Regions from separate parts of the Homo sapiens genome. Here region 2 is linked to region 1. The links are chromatin contacts, found by Hi-C in ENCODE. All regions are on one chromosome and are shown on one strand. Each heading gives the region's core, a stretch centred on a gene start or an enhancer-like site at or near the end of the contact. The rest is flanking DNA. Distances are from core to core; before and after follow the strand shown. Region 1 holds the start of ZHX3 (zinc fingers and homeoboxes 3). Region 2 holds the start of TP53RK (TP53 regulating kinase).

Region 1 (2,814 bases), core at 50-2,549:
CTCTTAGTTTTGAAATATTGCAATACTAAGTTACCACAAATAAAGAGCATTGAGATAACAACACACAAGAACGTGTATAAATGGAAACTACTGTAATCCTTTTTTAAATTAAGGACGTGTGGACGCCTCATGAATAAACATTTAGGATATCTGGATAAATATATACTATGTGTTCACATAGATAAAAACAGAAAGGAGCATTCCTTCCTACCTCACTCCCCCACCCCAAGTCACATAAGTTTCTCGCAGGGCACAAGCCCAGGGCAATCACTGCTCAGAAATGTAAACCATGCAACTCAAAATGACTCAAGCCCTCAAACACTCCCCACCTAAGTCCTACATCCCATCCACTCCTCAATCACTTCCAACAGGCTTCCCTGAATGAAAATCCCAAACTGGGAAGGCTTAACAAGCTCCAAACTCCACTCACACGCCACTCAGGGAATCCGAGGACCTGGGGCCCACGTGTAGTGTTTTCGCGTGGGCAGACAAGGGTCCCAAGATTCAGGGTGCTACTGTACCCCGAGTGGTTCGAGTCCTGGCTCTGCCGCCTTCACTGGTCGAGCTGACGCTCTTTACACCGGGGGCATGGGCTGCCACATCCCAGCAGAGTGCAAGGGCCCTCGGGCGTGGACGCAGGCGGCTCTCGGGTGCACACGCGGAACGCACACTCGGGCATGCACTCTCACACGGTCAGGCGGGCCTGCGCGAACGCCCCCGCTTCCCCTCTACCACCCCCTTTTGCGCCTTCTACGATGGTGGCACGCGGGGCTACCCTGACCCCTAGGACCCCTGGACGCCCGCTCCTGGAGCCCGGGGGGTGATGACAGATGGCGGAGGGCGGGGCTCCGGGGGGAAGGGGCGGAGCCTCTCAGCATGGGGGTGCTGGCGGCTGACAGAAAGACCAGGGGCAGCCGGCGGGAGGGGGCTGACTGAGACTGCGGGCCGGCCGCGGGCCAGGCGTGGCGGGAAGGAGCTCGCGCAGACACAGGGTCTGACAGGCAGAGAGAGATACAGACACCGGGGACTGACAGCCGCGGGGGCACGCGGGGCCGGCTGGCCGTGGCGGGCGCTCACCTGGCAGCGGCGGCGGTGGCGGCGCCCGCGACCGGGCCGCTCTTCCCGCGCTGCGGGCCTCCCTCCCCGCGGCCGGGCGGGCGGCCGGCGCAGGCCCCGCAGAGGCGGCGGCGGCGGCGACGCCGGAGCCGCGGACTGCTGAGCGGCGGGGACGCAGCTGCACCAACCGACTCCGGGCCGCTCGGCTGGGCTCGGCCGCTCTCGGAGGCGCTCGGCTCTGCTCGGCCTTGCACGGCTCCCCTCGGCCTTGCTCGACTCGGCTGGGGGCGTGGCCCAGGCCCCCCAGTCCGCCCAGGTCGCCTCTGGCGGCCGCGGGGCGGGGCTTTCGAGCGGGTGCGAGCCCCCTGACGTCGCGGGGAGCGGACCTTGCCCCCGGCGCATGCGCCAGCACTCCTCCTCCCCCCTCCTCCCCGCCCCACCGTGTGGAGGCTGAAGAAGACGGGGAAGGAGGCGCTGGGGGCGGATGCTGCGGTCCCAGAGGTTCCTGGCTTTTGTACTCCATATCCTGCTCTTTCCAGAGGACCACTTAAAGAAGGTCACACCAGGTTACACTTTCAAAAGGATGTGTGTGTAGGCTGGCAGGGGCTCTCGCTCCTGTCTGCCCCCACTCCTCCAATTCCAGTGTTTCCCAACAAGCGTCGACTAGGAGTGGTCTTTTATCCAACCAAGGGTTCACTGCAATTTTTAATATTTTCTGTTTTCTTAAGAATAATAACAAAAAAACTAACTCTTGATCACTGTTTTAACATTGAGTCTTCAAGTACTTGAACTTTCAAACATCAGTCAGCCTCCTCGAGTCCACTAATACCGTCCTTTCTTCATAGCTGTTGTATAACCTGTAATGCCTGGGATGGGGTTGGGTTCTTTCCTGAATTCTCGTCACATGATCCAGGCACCTTTTTAGTTATGGAACCAAGTCTGCAGCAAATATGCTCAGAAAGTGGCTCCCACCTTTAGAATCCAGTGATTAGTAAACAGCAGGAGCTCTACGGTCTTGACACACCTGGATGGGAATCCCAGATCTGCATTAATCTAGCAGGTTAATAATTGTCTGAGTGACTTTGGACGTGTTAATCTCTCAACTGTAAAAGGGCAATGAAACATGAGTAAATCAGTAGAAATATTAAAAGGGTTAAATGACACCACATATAAAGATTTCTGCACAGTGCTTGGTGTTCAATAAGTAAGGCTGCCTTTAACTTCAAGTAACTTTAGAACCTTCAGATCCTGAAAACCAGGGAGCATATACACAAGTGTGAGCGATGTGTCCAAGTAAACAAGTCGATAGTCAAACACCCATACGTGGCACCTTAGCTTGCTCCTTTCACAACCTTCCCTACCTCAGTTCATGTCAACTCCATTCTTCTGATGACTCCAGACAAACCATTGGAGTCATCCTGGACTCCACTCTCCCTATCATATCCCACATGCAACCCATTAGAAAAGCCTGTCAGCTCTACCTTTAAAATACCCCTTTTCCTCTTTCCTGGAATATTGTAGTAGCCTCCTGCCTGTTCTCCACGATTCCACTGTGCTCTCATGGTGCCTTCTCTCAACACAGAAGCCAGAGGGATCCTGTTGAAACCTAAGCTCAAAAGCCCCCAGAAGGTTTCCCATCTCAGAGTAAAAGCCAAAAAAAAAAAAATATGGGGGCAGTGGGGTGGAGAGTGGGACACAGTCTCACTCTGTCTCCCAGGTTAGAGTGCAGTGGCCCCATCACAGCTCACTGCAGCCTCA
Region 2 (2,784 bases), core at 119-2,618, 5.4 Mb after region 1:
TTTCTAGAAACTGAGAGATGTTATCAATGGGGATACAGCAATAAACAAGCCAGCTATAATACAATCTCTGCTTAACGAAACAGATCATGAGGCTGAAAACAGAAATATGAATACACAAATAACTTCATGAAATCTTAAGTCTCTGAAAGGGCAGCAATGTGTCCGCTTGTTGGCTACTGAATATCCCCCACCCAGATCTCCCAGCACTTAACAATGTCCTGGTACCCACTGGTACCTAAAAAATACTGATAAAAGAAAGGCAAGAAGCGTAAAAGTAAAAAGCCAGGGCTTCTGAGTCAGAGGCATAAGGAGCTGAGGGCCTGGACCGGCCACTTAGTAACCGTGTAACCTTGGGCAAGTTACTTCTCTCTGAGTGTCACTTTCTCATCTGAGGACAAAGTTTATGGTGCTGGCGCACAATGATGTTTAATGAAAAAATAGGCAATTTAATGAAATCCAACATTTATTGGGCACTATGTGCCAGGCACACATTTGAACATAATACGTGACACACATACCTCCTCTAATGGTCACAACATCCCTATGACATGGATACTGCTACTATGTCTCCCATTTTACAGGTGAGAAAACCGAGGCTGAGAGGCTAAATAACTTGTTGAAAGGCTACACAAGCAGCAGAGTTAGTATTTCAACCCAGGGAGCCTGGCTCCAGTGGGGCAAGTACTTGTCATTACATGTTTCTTAAAACTAATAAATGGAAAGATAATGATCGAAAATTGAAACGAGTCAAATGGGGAAACCAAGGCTCAGGGAAGTTAAACATGTTCAACATTGAGCAATAATGACAGATCCCAGATTTGAACCAGGCAGAACGGCCTCAGGACAAAAGCTTGACGCTGCATGGCCACGTGGTTTCTTAAGACTTAACGAATGAAAAAAGGGATGAAAGAATAACATTTCCGAAAGGCCGGACACCGCAGAAGGCACAGAAGGAGAAACTGAGGGAAATCCAGCTTCGGAGCGCAGGGGAGTCCCTCACCCGCCCAGGCCCCAGAGCCTCGGGGCCGCCCACGCCGGGATCCCGGCCCACCTTACCAGCGCGGCGACAGCGGAGGAGCGCCCGGGCCTCCTGCACCGTCCGCCGTCTGCCAAGCCGCGCCTCCAGCGCCGGGTGCCGGTAGCCCTTGGGGAAGCGGTGCTTGATCACCGCCGCGCGGCCCTGGAAGCGGCCACGGAACACGCGCGCCTCGGCACCCTGCTTCACCAGCTCCAGGCCGCTCAAGAAGCGGCTGCTCCGCTCCCGGGCTGCGGCCAGAGCCTCAGCCTCCGGGGCGGGCTCCTCGCCATCGGCCGGCGTAGTAGCTCTGGCCGCCGCCATGACTGCTCGGCGCAACAGCTCCAACCGATCAGCTGTCTCTGAAAACTGTCGCGATGCTTCGGCTCGCTTCGGAAATCCTGGGACTTCTTCGGCAATCCTGGGACTTCTTCGGCTACCCGAATGCGTCCACCCCGGACACTTCCGGCCTGTAAGTGGTTACGCCTCCCAACTTTTCGGCTCTCTGAAGCCTGAGGTTCCCTGCAGGAAGGGCTCTTGTGGCCCCGCCTTCCGCCTCTTCGGCTATCTCCGTACACGTTCGGCAACGCTCAGTAAGTGGCTCTTCCCGACTCCTTGGCTCTCCGGAAATCTTCGGTGACTCTCGCAGCCGGCTTTGGGGGCCCACCTCTCAGTTGGTCGTCTCTTTCCGGAAAACTTCGGCGCCTCTCGAGAAAAACGTCGGACGCGCTTTGCTCTCTTCAGAAGTCTCTTCCGGGACAGCTGTACCCTCTAGTAGTCTCTTTTTGGAACTCCTCTTCCCCTGACTCCTACATTCCCCCCAAAATGTGCTCATACAAGTCAGAGTCGGAAGGGTCAGACAATGAACCATGTTTCCGACATCCTCTTAAGTGCTAGGATAACTACCATTTAGTGCATTCAGAAGAAATAAGGTTAAATGATGAAAATCCTTACAGAAAAGAAAATTGAGACTCAGAGCTGGCAGAGGGGGTGGTAAGATGGGGTGGGGAGTGGGGGCTGGGGAATCCGGGAAAGTCTTCCGGAGACAGAACCTAAACTGAATTGGGAATAATTAAACTTTTTCAGTTTCTACCTGTTTCATTACAAAGCTTATAATAACACAGGCTGTAGCAAATTCTTACAATACGGAACTTTGCACACGCACACATAAATAAATAAACTACCTATCCCCCTTGTGACACTGCTGGCCGTTAGTTTCTTTCCAGAATTTTCTTTCATTCAGTGTGCACACTCACACATCGTTGTGGCGTTTTTTCCAACATAAATGACATCATACTGTGGGTTCTTTGGCAACTTGCTTTTCATTTTCCTAAACAATTTATCTCAGACTATATTCCATATCAATACATACAGAGCTACCACGTCCTTCTACCTGGTCAGGCAGTTTCTTGTTGCTAAACAGTTGTTTCCAGTTTGTTGTTTCTCAGGAAAACACTTTACTTACTATTGCCAGTTTATTATAAAAGATAGTATAAAAGATAAAAATGAACAGCCAGATGAAGACGTACATAAGGAAAAGTAAAAATTGTACGTGTTTATCGTAAGTAACATGTTTTGAAATATGTATACATTGTGGAATGGCTAAATCCAGCTAGTTAACGTTACCTAACATACTGATCATTTCGGGGGTGAGGACACTTAAAATCTATTATCTTAGCATTTTTCAAGAATACAACCCATTGTTATTATCTATAGTCACCATGTCGTGCAATAGATTTCATGAATGTTTCCTCCTATCTAACTGAAAT

What was found. A loop is a pair of places that touch in the nucleus more often than their neighbours do. Pooled maps may share reads with other maps.
Region 2: a loop to region 1 is called in a pooled map, with 39 times the contacts of the local background. The contact joins the promoter of TP53RK here to the promoter of ZHX3 in region 1. A Hi-C loop is called at or near these places in 4 of 50 pooled maps.

The regions. Positions count from the first base shown.
Region 1 is chr20:41,316,432-41,319,245 of GRCh38, forward strand. ZHX3 (zinc fingers and homeoboxes 3) reads right to left here and starts at 1,300. Exons shown (of 4, transcript NM_001384317.1): 1 at 1,078-1,300. RefSeq lists silencers at 820-1,109, 1,120-1,569 and an enhancer at 1,680-1,729.
Region 2 is chr20:46,688,076-46,690,859 of GRCh38, forward strand. TP53RK (TP53 regulating kinase) reads right to left here and starts at 1,369. Exons shown (of 2, transcript NM_033550.4): 1 at 1,057-1,369. The coding sequence starts at 1,339. TP53RK-DT (TP53RK divergent transcript) reads left to right here and starts at 1,224. Exons shown (of 1, transcript NR_186399.1): 1 at 1,224-2,214. RefSeq lists a silencer at 948-997 and an enhancer at 1,228-1,817.